3 separate regions of the Homo sapiens genome follow, and all the other regions are linked to region 1. A link is a loop called in an ENCODE intact Hi-C map of the cell type or tissue named here. Cell type or tissue: heart right ventricle. All regions are shown on one strand. Region 1 overlaps ADGRB3 (adhesion G protein-coupled receptor B3). Region 2 overlaps ADGRB3 (adhesion G protein-coupled receptor B3). Region 3 overlaps ADGRB3 (adhesion G protein-coupled receptor B3).

Region 1 (5,000 bases):
CTCTAACTCATAGGTGCTAACTCGTAGGTGGTTGGGAGAGAGCAAATGTGTCCATGCATGTAAAACTCTCCAAAAGGGCTTAATAAATACTAATATGATTATATTACTATTATTAATATGCTTGAAATTATCCAAGAAAAACACCTAACGTAAGGAAGAAGTAAGGTATGAATGATTCTGAGAAGGACACAAAGAATGAGACAAAGAAAGAATGCTCTGAGGGGTTGGTGGAGGAGTGTTGGAGAATGGCTTAAGATGCTGAAGAAAGTATTTCCAAGAAGGTGAGAAAAGTCAAAATATAGTGGTACAGACAAGGCCCAGACTGTGTGAGACTAAGATGAGGTTTGTTGGTAGATCATTGGTAAGGTTAGGAGGAGACAGCTTATGAAAGTGGGGCTGGTGAAGGTTGAATTAACTGCTAAACCCTCCACCAAGCAAAGAGGACACAAATTGAAAACATTGCCTATGTGTTTTAATGGGAACATGGAATAAATAAATGAATATATATTTACATATACTCAGAGGGAGAGGACTATCTTAAACAATTCAAGGTCATGAAGAGTATATGTGGGAAAAGAAAAGGAAGATGACTGAGGAGTGTGGATTCTAGGATCCAGTCCTGCTGACACCTCCACCAGCTCTGTCTCCTTAGACAAGCTTCCTCTTTTTGGGCCTTGGTGCCTTCATCTGTAAAGAGGAAGGAGTTGGAATAGTTGATCTTCAGTGACACTGTCAGCTTTGTAATACCCATGTGTTCAAACCATTCATCTTATCTTGGGTAATTATTTTTTAAATATTATTTCAAGATTTAATTTGTCAACTTGTATTCTTCCCCTACTGATAACTATAAGGTAATTTAATGAGTTCGTAAATTCTGAAATGGAATTGGTATCAGTAGAATGATGATTATCATGGATTAAATATTATATTATTCTGCAAGGAAGATGTTTCTCCCAAGAAATCACACTCCTGTGTTTATTTAGGTACTTAGTATTTTAAGATCCTCACTTATTTATCAAGGTATTTATAAAACATATATTCATTTATTTATTTATTCAATTTTGAGCAACTTCATGTGGCAAACACACCATTAGGTACAAGTGATACAGAGGTGAGTAGACCCAAACAAGATCCCTAGCAAATAGTGAAGACTGATATATGAACATGTAAATGACAATTTTGTATGAAAAGCACAACAGTGTGTGTGTCTAGAGAAGGGACTAATATTCTTTCACATGGGAGCAAGATGTCACTTTTAACACAATATAGATAGACCTCATTCTTTCACTACTATTTTGCATTTCATTATATTACAGTTAAACATCTGTTATTTTTGAAGTTATTTTTAATTTTCTTGCTCAATAATTAAATTGAAATTTTGAATATAATATGACAAAAAGATCAAATTGGTATATTTTTACTGCTATCATTGCTTTTAGTTGAAGAGGTAAAAAGTTACGTATTTTTACTCTTTATGCTTATTTATTTTTAACATTTAATAGTTAATAATTTTAATGTGCCTTTTTGTTTGTTGGAAGTCACTTTTTTGTATAACATCCTAAAATATTATAAATATTTTTATTGATATGCCTGAATATGTTCAACTTGTAGGCAAATCCAAATGACCTCTATAAATAGTCTACACAGTAAGCAGTTCAAAAAGAAATTACAATTCTGTAAATACTTTGTAGATACTAAAAGGAAATCTGATGGGTTTTTATGTATGTTTATGCCACTAACATTTCAGTAAACAATATACATTAAAGCAAATGAAAGAGCCTGTGCATGGTGGCTCAATTCTATAATCCTGGCACTTTGGGAGAAGCTCAAGATGAGCCTGGCAACATAAGGAGACCCTTTCTCTACGTAGAATTAAAACAAAAAATCGGCCAGATGTGGCAACACACGTCTGTAGTCCTAGTTACTCAAGAGACTAAGGAGGGAGGATGGCTTGAGCCCAGTAGTTTGCGGCTGCACAGTGAGCTAGGATCATGCCAGTGCACTCCAGCCTGGGCAACAGAGTGAGACCCCATCTCTAAAAAAAAGAAAGAAAAAAAAAGAAAACTAAAGAGCTCTGCAGTTAGAGAGGTGCCTTTGACAATTGTTTATTGCCAAAATTTTTTAAACACTACTGACATTCAAGTCCCTTTGTTTAAAATTGCAGCACCTTATGAAATATGCCCTGAGGATTATCTGATGTCGATGGTGTGGAAAAGAACTCCAGCAGGCGACTTGGCATTCAATCAATGTCCCCTGAATGCCACAGGTACAGTAGGATGACCCACCCAAACCCTAGTGATAATCCCCATCCAAGAACAGCATGCAGTGTTGGTTTATGAAGTCATGTTTTTGTCTTATATCCATAAATAAGTCTGTCCAATAAGCAAATAATGAAACAATTTTAGTAAAGTGCTTCATAAATGAAGCCAATGAAGAGATATAGAAAATATTGCTGGTGTAATTGTTTCTCAGTGTGACTAATATGCATTATAAAAATAATCAAAATATCAATTTCATGTGCATGTTTTTTAAAGAAAAAAAGTACAAACTTAATTTTTAGCCTGATTCCCAGCTAAGTGTGATGCCTTCAAACATCCCTATTATAAAGCTTCTCTCTGTTCTTTGTGACACACAGGCACCACTAGCAGACGCTGCTCTCTCAGTCTTCATGGAGTGGCCTTCTGGGAACAGCCGAGCTTTGCAAGATGCATATCAAATGAGTACAGACACTTGCAGCATTCAGTAGGTGCAAAGCCAGCTTTAGTACTTGCTCTGTTTATTTTTTGCTAATGATCACTGTGTGAGAATTTAACCTTCTGCTGTACAATCAAATCAGTAACATCTCTAAAAAAGAAATGCCTGAAGGAGAAAGCAATGTGATAGAAAGCTAATTTTTATAGGTCAGTGCTAAATTGTTTTGTTCCTAGGACTTGGGTTTTTATGGATCCTGCTATTTAAATGAAAGAACCCTTTGTCTAGTGGGGGAAAGGCCTGAGCAAAATCTGTTATTCAGTTTTACCTATAAAAGTTAAACATATGCATTATGGTTGGCTTAAGTCTGTGTTAAATACTTATTTTAAAATATCATACATTTTAAAATTAAATTATTTAAATTTGCAGTAGTTGGACAGTGATAAAGCTGTGTCACTTAGCTATCAAATTTCTCACTGCAGTTTGAGATTAAGACATTAAAATAAATGACAGTGTTATTGCACCAGAGAAACTTAATTACTCCCAAAAGATTACATGGGCCAAATTTTCCAAAAAATAGCTCTTCTTTTCCCACATATCATTGACTTATTCACAGAGTATGATGCATGAATATTTTGAGCATAGTTACATTTTGCTTGGTATTTTACAAGTACAAGTCATTGTCATTACTGCAGACTGTTGTCATTTCATCCTGACAGTCAACAGGGCCTCCATACATGAATAAACACTGTAGGGTGTAGAACAAAATATGAACATGAGCCAACTGGGAAGTTTAATCTTGGCAGGAGTGATGTTTACTTAAATGCCTTTATGTTTTGTTGTGCTTATATTTTCTTTTACTGTTCTTACTGTCACTCAAAAATATACATAACTTTTGTAAGAATCCTAAAGAGTATTCTTGCTTGTGGATGGAGAAATAGCTTATACAATAACAACCCCTATCAACTAATAGAATTAGTATTTGTTTCATTATCAGAAAAAGAAAAGCATTTTTTTAAAATCTGAAAGTCAAATTCTGTACAGCATGTTTCCTTATGAAACTTGGAGTTAAATTTATCATTATTTAACTATCTGGAGAATTATTTCTGTCATTATATATACTTATGTATATCTATATACAGTTGACCCTTGAATAATGTGGCCGTTAGGGGCGCCAACACCCAGGGCAGTCGAAAATCCATATGTAACTTTTGACTCCCTTCACATTTACTAATAGCCTGTTCTTGACCAGTAAGGAAGGCTCACCGATAACAAAAACAGTTTATTAACACATATTCCATATGTTACATATATTTTGTACTGTATTTTTACAATAAAGTAAGCTAGAGAAAAGAAAATGTTATTAAGAAAGTCATAAAGAAGATAAATTATATTTGCTTGAATAGTGGAAGTGGATTATTATAAAAGTCTTCATCCTCATTATCTTTAGGCTGAGAAGGAGAAAGAGGAGGGGTTGGTCTTGCAGGCTCAGGAGTGGCAGAGGCAATACAAAATCTGCATGTAAGTGGACTGCACAGTTCAAACCTGTGTTGTTCAAGGGCCATTGCTACAGATATGTGTATAGCAGTAATTGATGATTATTTGGCTATATACAGCCTTATTTCTGTTGTAAATATATACTTACAATATAGAAAAATATATATTTTTTTATATTTATCACATAAACATAAAGTTTTATATTTATATATCATATAATATGCATTATATTGATATAAATTCAAAAATAGAAATATAAATAAGATTTTATATTTATATATTATATGCAGATATATAAATATAAATATACACATGTATTTTTTATAGTCTTTTTTTGTTTCTATTTAGAGACAAAAATATATATAAGTGAGGGAATATAACATATAGCTTAGCTTCATAATATAAAATGTAAGAATATGAAATATAAAGCTTCTTTTATTAATAGCTGTCAATAACTCAGACCATTATATTTCAAAATTAGGTATAAGTAAAAATGTATAAATTAAATTTTAATGGATTTTTTTTTCTAATTTTAGTCATTAGACTTTGTTTAATTATATCCATATTCAGTTCTTGTTCAGTCGTGGTGATGAATGGGAATAATTACAGGGATTAAGTAAATAACAGAGCAATCTTTACAAATTTGCTAAGAATTAATAGTATCACTTTTGTTGCAGAAAATTTTCACTTTCCAAATGTACTGTTTTGTACTGCAACATTTAAATGGGGTTTCATTCTTGAGTGCAGGCCATCTGATAATGGATTAAGATAGATACACTCAGTGAAATAGAAGAAATGAAATCTCAAAGTGT
Region 2 (5,000 bases), 400 kb after region 1:
TGGAATTTGACCAGATGGAGCTCATCAGAGACTGTCAGCAAGAGGAATTTTAATGGAGTATTGAGAATAGAATACAAGTTGAGATGAGTTCTAAGTGGGAAATTAAGAAGAGGAAACAGCATAGAAATTAGGAAGAGGAAAGAGCATAGAAGGTTTCCATTACCTACTTTGAGAAAAAGGATTATTTACGTTAGGTTATTTGCAAAATTGGAATATATGTACAGAGGGATTTGTATCTTCATTAAATATTTCAATATCACCTATCCCTGGCTTATATTAAATTTACATGTAGCATTTTTAAAAGTTATCAGATTATCAGAAAAATTGTTATGGCTTGACCACTTTTCTCAGTTGGTTCTTAATTTAAAACATACATAACAATTTCCAATCACTTTCTTCTCTGGAATTAATATTTTAGAGAGCTCAGAAAGACATTTGAATAAACATGCAAGTCAGTTAGGGTTTCAATAAACTTCAATACTTTGAAAGACTTTCCAATACACTGTATGTATACCAACGGTGGAAACAGACCAAAACTGAACAGAATTGAATGTTCTTATTCTTTCTTTACACCATCAATTTCCCAATGCCCCATGCCCCTTTAAGATAAACTAAGGCTGGGGTGGAGCCTCACGCCTGTAATCTCAGCACTTTGAGAGGCTGAAGCAGGTGGATCGCTTGAGCCCAGGAGTTCAAGATCATTCTAGGCAACATGACAAAATCTTATCTCTACAAAAAATGCAAAACTTAACCAGGTGTTGTGGCACATGTCTATAGCCCCAGCTACTAGGAGGGCTGAGGTGGAAGGATCACTTGAGCCCTGAATGTTGAGGCTGCAGTGAGCTGTGATCATGCCACTGAACCCCGGCCTGGGTGACAGAGCAAGACCATTTCAAAAAAAAAAAAAAAAAAAGAGAGAGCGAGTCATGTCTGGAGGTGGAGAAGTCTCCTACTGTTTGTTATTGTATCATTGCTTATAAATGATTGCACATTAGAATGATTTCTAAGTTATTTTACTCAACACAGATATTTTCTCAAATATGTAAATATCAAATTGCTAGGTTTTTTTTCTCCTTCAAAATGCAATTGACAAGTAAAAGTTAACCTGCTTGACCTTGCTTTATGCTTAGAAAGTCAGACTTGGACTGACTGGCTCATCTATTGTTATTTTTGCTGAGTCTGGTAACAATTAGCAAAACATCACAGGCATTTTTACTGTAACATATCACTCCTGTATTACTGAGAAGACAGCAAGAGATAGTAAATGAAATGCTGCGCTTGTAGTCAGAAGTCCTGAGTTTGAATCCCAACTCATTTGCTTACCACACAGGTGAAGTGGGCAAGTAATTTTAACTCCACTGACCCTCAATTTTTCTTATTCATAAAATAAGGAAAATAAATAATATTTTATCCGACCATCCCACTGGTGGGTAGCATGTGCAAATGTGAAAGTGCTATATAAACAATAAAAGGTTGAAACACTTGGTCAGTATTGTGGAAACCTGAATAACTTTACACACATTTTTAACTCACTTGGACTGTAAAAATCTGTCATTTTTTCCCACTCTCTAATTTTTAAGGCTTTACTGCTTTATTTTGCATCCACTCCAAATCCCACCACCATCTTTAGGTTCTTTTGATTAAAATCTGTTTGTTTGATTTGTTCATTCCTTAGTCTAATCCTTCAAGACTGCCAGTTCTGCTATGCCTTATGTTAGAATTTAATTTTAATAAAATTAAATAGGAATGAGATCTACTTGTATGAGTGTATCCATTTTCCTTCCATATTTCACATTGACATACCTGCTCTCAGAAACAGAATCTATCTCTGGTGATCTAGGTTCCTGTCTTTTGCTCTTGCTTCTAAATCTTTTTCACAAAATGTCACTATTTAATTTTCAAATAAAATGCAAAGCTCATGACTAATGTTTTATAATTATTGCTTAAAACTGTTTCCAGCCTTGAATTTTGCTGTATTAAGAAAGAATCTTGCTTAATGTATACTGACAAAAATGTCCTGCTTAGTCACAGTGCCAAGAAAGGTATCCAAGAGCAGAATGGAAGCCCTGACATTTAGTCTAGCATATTGCAGCAAAGTGTGGTGCAGTACACTGGAGCCTGGTTTTTACACAGCACAGTTAGATAACAATAGTGGCGGGGAGATGGCAAAAGAGGGCTGGGCTCAATGCCTGGATGTCACCACGGCGAGGCTGAGGTGCTGTTGGAGACAAGAAGAAAGTGAGATCAACCTGCTGAGTTTTTATTTAATAAAGCAGTCTCCTTTCAGCCCTCTCCTTGATTGTACTTGAAGACTGCATTTTCAGTCTTAAGCAGCTTCACTAAAATAAAATTATTTCAGGAATTTTTCACTTAAAACATGAAACCTTTCTTTCGGCATGTCCCCTTCTGTCTACTGAAACGTGGTTTGGGGATTAGGTATACAGTGAGGTTCTGATTCTGTAATGACAATTTTAACTGTAGCTGCAGAAATTTAATCATAGTTTTCAAGAAACTACATTAGTGCTTCTTTTCTGTCTCTCCTAATGTTCAAGAGTTAAAATGCAGACTAGAGTCTGCTACCTATCTTGGGTATGATTTCCTATTAAATTATTGAAGTTTGTAGGTGTTGGGATGGGAGCACGGGAAAAATAAAACAAAATTTTGCCCAAAGGTTTGTATATTTTTCCAACTGCCTGAATATTACATGCTTTAATTGTTTGTTAATTCTCCCTGTTTCATTCCCTCTCTCATCAAAAAATTCTAAATTTAAAAAATCTGTACTAAAAGTTTGCTAAGAATACTTTATACTAATATCATGAAAATCATATCACATGAAATATATTAATTTCATTGTAATCCTGTTTTCTGGTTGTATCAGTCCTCATTATTTTATTAATGCATTTTATCTGTAACTAGATTTCAGAAACTGTTTAACAAAGGTGGAGCCACAGAGAAACACTGTGAGACATTTACACATACATCTACATTTTACTGGGGTGCGGAATAGTTTGTTTTGCTGAACTAGAACAAATACGTTAGTTCCTTAGGACTAGCAATGAGAAGGACTTTTCTGTCATGGAGGACTATCAAATTACAAGAAATATGTGGGTGAGACTTATGAAGAACTTTGGGACTTAGAGGACTGGTTAGAATTTGGTAGGAAGGAAAACTAGAAGTTGGTTGAAGATGTCGAGGTAACTAGACAGTTTTTCCTATACAACTTTTAATCCTGTTTGTCTGTAGCTTTGCTGTAGTAAGCCTAAAGTCTCTTTCAAGATTGAAATGTCTGTTTGAGTTTTCATAGGAACATTTTCTCCTTACTAAAAATTAGGGTTAAGAGGTCAAAATGAGAAATATTCTGTATTTTTATATTCTCCAATTTTAAAAGAAGTTCAAAGTGAAAATAGAAAATTGTGAATGGAATATTTTGAAATCATAAAATTTTTCATGATTCATGAAATTTTACATTTTTCCTTATGTGAAGGAAATATGTATAAAACAAGCAGGATTATCTTTAATGAAAATGATGATTTTTCATTTTGTTTGAATGACTAAACATAACTTTATTGGTTTTTCTCCTTCTTTTTAAAAATATATCTTACAGAGAAGAAAATCACGATATTCAGACCTTGACTTTGAGGTAAGTTTATATGAATTATTTTAGAATTGTAATTACTTGAATTCAAAATAGATATATAGTTACTTAAAAATTATTACTCTATGCAGCCATGTAAGGGTATTATGTACTAATTTAATTAAATAAGTCAAACATTTTTAATTAAAGTTTATCCTGTATAGGATGAAATTTTTAAATTTTGAATTACTTCAAGTATTTGCTAAACTGAGATTTTCTGGACAAGTGAGGAATTTGTTTTATACATACTACGATAAGTGAACAATTTATGTTAGGAGTTGAACCTGGTTGATTCAGTTTGTAGGGAGGGGGAATGTCAGCTTCCTGATTTTTATATTTAAAGCAATTTTCTTGGTTTTACTTCAGTGACTGCCTGAAGAGATCCTGTGAGTATGCTTAGGCTGGTTAGCTAGGCTTTCTCTGAAAATTACTTGTTTCATGTTCTGATTCCTGCTATTTAGGTTCTCTGCGGTACATTTGATGCTTTTTTTTTCAGTAGAAACTATTGATTCAATGTGCTCCTGTGTTTAGTAAACGCCTTTTCACAGATACAAACAAGATGAAAATTTTCATTTTCCAATTTACATTGAATTTATATTGATGCTGTAATATGTTTACTCGAAATTACTGAAATCATACCATCTGAGGAGGTTATGCTAAATACAAAATTAATGACGTTTAAGCACCACATAAAATGTACTTATGTGTATTGATAATTGGATATGATTCATAGTCTGCTAACATAATTGGATATAATACATTATATATTTCTCCAGTATATTTGTACCTTTGTGATGCATACATAGAACTCAATACTCTTAATTGATACTCCTAAAATTACAGAAGCCTCCCAGAACGTGCTAACTACTCCTAATTCAGTCGTTTCATTTATGTAGATCAATGTTCTAGCTCTACAATGTACATCATGTGTCAAAACTAAGACTTGTTTTTATTTACTGCAATGGTCAACAATGGTTTTACCCTGAATGGAGTCCAAGGATAATTGGTTCTTTTCAGTAACATTTCAGACTACAAGATACAAAGTAATGATAAGGAATCTTTTATCTACGATTAAATAGCAAATTTTAATACTGATGCAGCCTCATTGTAGTAACTTAGCATTGAATATATATTTAATTGTATCCAAAGTTTTTAGCATAAAAGTATCAAGAATATAAATCTGAATAGACAATATTCAGCAATCTTTGCCTTCAGATTTTTTAGTGCCTTTGAAGAACAGATATTTTATAGCTTTTTAATATTAATTCTTCAGGTAGCCAAAAATAGAGGATCAGACTGTATATATTCATGTCTAAAAGCAATAAATTGTTATGTTAGTATAAAGGAAAGGAGGAAGGAATTAACC
Region 3 (5,000 bases), 160 kb after region 1:
TACTACACTGAAGAGTAATGAGTTTCTTTTATTTAATATTAAATTCATCATCTGCTTCTATATGTCTATATATTTGGCATTATATAAACAATCGATTTTCTTCTAAAAATCGCCTTCATGGTTGTTTTTCTTTGGTGATTCTCAACCCACCATTTTTTTTTCTTCTTCAAAATGGAGAATTCACATTTTCTTCACTCTTTAACTTTTTTCCTTTGATCATTTTAGTTCCTTTGCTTTGAAACTTCTTTATTTCCTTTAGTAGCCATAGCCATATTTAGAGCCAAGGACTTCCAGTAACAGTTTATTTTTATGCATATCTAGATAGAAGAGAAAATTTATCTTTCTACTTTGAATAGCGCCCCACTTTTTGTGGCACTTTCTGTTTGTATAAACACATTACCTACATTGAATACATAATATTTTCTACAGGGTCAGTGATGTCATTGAGTACAGAACCGATTTCAATCCCTCACTGGTGGTTTCCTCCTTTTTAAAAATCGTATCTTTTTCCAATAGAAAATATCTTTTTACTTCTCATCCCACCGATGCAGTGGTGTTTCTTTTCTTTTCTTTCTTTTTTTTTTTTTTTTTTTTAATGGTAAGATCTTTTTGAGCCTCAAATGTGAAATTAAAATAGATGACCAGTGTGGTTTCTTATAACTCCTGCATTTTGTGAGTTTCAACGTGGAATCTTAATGCAAACATTTATAACCATCCAAAGTTATTTCCTCTTGTCTTTATGCAGACTTGATTTACTCTCGAAAAACAGTTACCTTTTGCCCAGTAGGTTATATTTGAATACTTTTTCAGTGATGTTATTCCTTGCTAAATACCCCCATCAGTTCACAAAATGATAAAGTAAACCTATGAACTTAACATTTTCTGTGTTTTTTTTTTGGATCATCTGGATGGACCAGCTGATGCTGTGGCAAATCAAACACACACACGCAAAAACAAATCAATCAGAAGCTTAAAAGAGTAGTTTCCGAAACAAGAGAGTTCACTATATTAGTTACTGTAAGAAATAGCCCCTTGTCCAGGCATGGTGGCTCATGCCTGTAATCCCAACACTTTGGAAAGCTTAGGTGGGCAGATCACAAGGTCAGGAGTTCAAGAGCATCCTGGCCAATATGATGAAACCCCATCTCTACTAAAAATACAAAAATTAGCCGGGCATGGTGGCTGGCTCCTGTAGTCCCAGCTACTCGAGAGGCTGAGGTAGGAGAATCACTTGAACCCGGGAAGCTGAGGATGCAGTGGGCCAAGATCACACCACTGTACTCCAGCCTGGGCGACAGAGCAAGACTCTGTCTCAAAAACAAGAAAAAAAGAATTAGCCCCTTAAAGGTGTACGATGCCTAAACACAATAGATACCTTTCTCTGCCTCATGTTAACAGAACAAATAGGTGAAATGTTTGGCAGAATGGCCTTCTTCCGTGCTGTCATTCAGCAACTCAGTTGATAAACATATTGACACCTTTAGTATGTCTTCAGTTGTTGCCTTGGGGTCAGGCCCATTTCAGGCAACAGAAAGTACAGAATAACATGGAAGAGCAAATGTGGGAGATTTTAATTATTCAGACCTAGAAACGGTACCCATCATTTCCATGGACATTCTGTTGTTAAAACTGTATCACACAAAACTATTCTTAACTTCAAGAAAGAAGCCTGGAATATATGGCTTACTGTGTTCCCAGGAAGAAGAAAAAAATTTTGGAGACTAGCTGGCAGTCTCTGCCACATCCACTTTATTCAACAATACTGTTCCAGCATCAGAAAAATGTTGTAGGAAGACACTAGCTACAGGCAGTGTGTGGTTAACTATTTCAGGGTCTTCAGTGTTGCCAAAGTATATTCAGCTGCCAATTCCCAAGCTGTTTTGTGGCTCAGGCATAGCTATGTAATGACTCTGACATGGTACCATCATTTTATCATAACAGGTTACTGATAAACCTCAGTGGCAGCCAGTGTTCAAGTGTTCACCATAGAAATGTACCAAAACAAAAGTGAGATTTAAAATAAACCTTAATAACCCTCATGCTCAACATACCCATTTTCAAGTCATTTGATTCTTTCATAAATTATTTTCTTGGAAAAGGAAATTGGCTCAATGTCAGGTTCTTTGGTGGTTAAAATGAATTATCAGGTACAATAAATGCTTCTTTATTGGAGGTGCTATTTTTTTCTTTCCTGAATTTTAAATTAATGAGATTTACAATATTAAGTTTATAAAATGCTAGGTTAATGAATTATAATGAGAAATAAGAGTATTTCATTGTAACGCTGCCGTTGATACTAAAAAGAACAGCTAAATGAAGAAATTCACATCATAATTCAAATAACTAAGGGAAGCAAAGGTTATAAAAGGAATAATTTAATGTGAGAAAAATTGCTTTATGCCTGTCAAAAGACTCTAGAGGAAGATATTATTTGACTTTTAAAGTTAGCTAGTGCATGACTCTATTCAGAGTAAGTAGATCCTGGTTTTTGTGTTTACCCTAAGCCCAAGAATTTCTATTTAAAAACTGACCAGTACTGAGATAAATTACTCACATGAGATAATCTCTATGTTGAGTGTCAGCTCATGAGTTGTTCAACTCTATTTTCATACCCCTTCACCCTACCACCTCCCTAGACCAGGTACCTGGTCGCACTTGATAGTCCGGAGCTTTCCCAAGGTAGCGCTTTACCGGGGCTGCCCTTTTAGCTGGTCCAGTGCTGCTAATCTCAGCTCACCCATTTTCCTCTCCTGCTTTCAATGTTCATCTAGCCTGGCAGCAGTCCCATAAGGACTTGTCCCCTCATGCACTTAAATGCCAATAAATGCCTGTGTGACTCACTGATATTCAGACTGGTTGGTTCCTTAGTACCCTGTTAGTACAAAAAGTAACTGCTGATACAGGAATTTCAGGCATTCTGCTCTCAGTGAGAGATGTTATTGTGGGTGTATAGTCATTGTTTCTCAAATAAAGACATGTATCTGTTGGGTAAAGTTGCATTTTATGTGAGGAATGGTTTATGTTTATTCTTACATTATTAATGCAATGGAATTATTTATATACATAAACTTATATATAGAAAATGCAGAAAAGGAGATAACTATAGCAACCATTTTTTACTATTATGTGGCATTCACCTCTCCAAGTACTTTATATATTCCCTAAATTAATCCTCCCAAAACCTGTTTATGGATTTTCACCTTTGTTTGACAAATGGGGAGATAGGTTTTTAAAGTTATGTAAATTGTACAAGCTTACCCAACCAGTAAGTGGGAAATACACTTGGAACACAGATCTGTCTGTTGTCTTAACCACAACTAGTGTATCCTGACTAAAATACATATTTTTGCTTCAACTCTCAATATAAAGTGAATAAGTAAGAATATTTTTCTATTTTGAAGGTAATTTAGAAGTCACCTTATCTAAAGCAATTATTTTAATAAGACCTATAGAAATTAAATGCTCTTACTTCAAGATAGTCTAATTGCTGAACAGCATAGCACACACTAGAACTAGAGTCTGTATTCTTGTCTGCCACTTCCTACACTGTAGCCTAGATAATTCACTGAATATTCCATTTAGAAAAAAAATCTCTTACAAAACTTGTCATTTCAGCATCTTAGATGCAAGCATAGCATCTTGGAAAACTTGGAAAAATTCTAAGATTAATAGCAATATACTAATTGACAATATTATATTGGTAAGTTTACTCTGAATTCAAAAGTCTCTAATAACTGATATATAAGGTTAAATATGACAGTTCATGGGAATTGTCACTGAAATCAGCTTTTCAAGAAGAGCACAGGAAAGAACAAACAAAGAAAAAAATTGCAATCTTATATGATATACAATGACATGTATAGAACCATAAGTCATTTTGTTAAGTGAAATAAGCCAGGCACAGAAAGACAAACTTCACGTGTTCTCATTTATTTGTGGAAGCTAAAAATTAAAACAATTGAACTCATGAAGGTAGAGAGTAGAATGATGATTACTAGAAGCTGGGAGAGCTGGGAGAGGTGGTGGTGGGCGCCAGGAGGAAGTGGGGTGGTTAATGGGTATAAAAATATAATTGGATAGAATGAATAAGATCTAGCATTTAATCGCAAAACAGGATGACTATTGTCAATAATAATTTAATTGCACATTTAAAAAATAACTAAAAATATAGTTGAATCATTTGTAACACAAAAGATAAATGTTTGAGGTGATGGATACCCCATCTACCCTAATGAGATTATTACACATGGTATGCCTATATCATAATATTTTGTGTAACCCATAAATATACAAATCTACTATGTACCCACAAAAAATAAAAATCAAAAAAAGAGAAAGATATGAACAAGAATTCCTAGATAGAGTTAAGAGTAATTCATTTCACTTATTCATTCATTTACTCACTCAACAATCATTTAATAATAACCTGCTTGATTCCAGGCACTGTTTTAGGTATAGCAATAAACAAAATAGACACAAATCTCTCCCCTAATGGAGCTTTCAAGGGGGAAGGGGAGAGTAATAAGCAGGACAAATAAGTAAAATATACAATATTTGGATAGTAAATGCTAAGGAGAAAAAAAATGAAGTGAAAGAAAGAAGACAGGAAGTCAGTTTGGGGCAGGGATATTTCTTTCTTTTTTTTTGGGGGGGGCGGTGGGGACGGAGTCTTGCTCTGTCGCCCAGGCTGGAGTGCAGTGGCGCCATCTCGGCTCACTGCAAGCTCCGCCTCCTGGGTTCTCGGCATTCTCCTGCCTCAGCCTCCCGAGTAGCTGGGACTACAGGAGCCCGCCACCATGCCCGGCTAATTTTTTGTATTTTTAGTAGTGACGGGGTTTCACCGTGTTAGCCAGGATTGTCTCGATCTGCTGACCTCGTGATCCACCCGCCTCGGCCTCCCAAAGTGCTGGGATTACAGGCATGAGCCACTGCGCCCGGCCGGGGCAGGGATATTTCATAAGGGTGGCCAAAGAATGCCTCACTGAGAAGGTGATTCTTGA

What was found. Peaks named below come from ENCODE experiments on the same cell type or tissue, not always from the same donor. Only the 100,000 strongest peaks of a DNase experiment are listed, where the experiment ranks them.
Region 2: a loop joins it to region 1, with 3 times the contacts of the local background. A loop is called at or near these places in 3 of 110 quality-filtered maps.
Region 3: it touches region 1 in a loop (5-fold over the local background); 6 of 110 quality-filtered maps call a loop at or near these places.

The regions. Positions count from the first base shown.
Region 1 is chr6:68,972,599-68,977,598 of GRCh38, forward strand. It overlaps ADGRB3 (adhesion G protein-coupled receptor B3), which reads left to right. Exons shown (of 32, transcript NM_001704.3): 9 at 2,165-2,266; 10 at 2,636-2,742. Among named protein-coding and RNA genes, the nearest start is that of ADGRB3, 340 kb to the left of the region's middle. In heart right ventricle, a CTCF peak has its summit at 2,629; a DNase peak (open chromatin) is centred at 2,678.
Region 2 is chr6:69,368,802-69,373,801 of GRCh38, forward strand. It overlaps ADGRB3 (adhesion G protein-coupled receptor B3), which reads left to right. Exons shown (of 32, transcript NM_001704.3): 30 at 3,605-3,640. Among named protein-coding and RNA genes, the nearest start is that of LMBRD1, 430 kb to the right of the region's middle. In heart right ventricle, no CTCF peak of the experiment used is centred here; a DNase peak (open chromatin) is centred at 2,167.
Region 3 is chr6:69,136,483-69,141,482 of GRCh38, forward strand. All of the region lies in intron 17 of ADGRB3 (adhesion G protein-coupled receptor B3), which reads left to right. Among named protein-coding and RNA genes, the nearest start is that of ADGRB3, 500 kb to the left of the region's middle. In heart right ventricle, no CTCF peak of the experiment used is centred here; a DNase peak (open chromatin) is centred at 2,733; H3K4me3 peaks cover 1,158 bases; H3K27ac peaks cover 3,260 bases.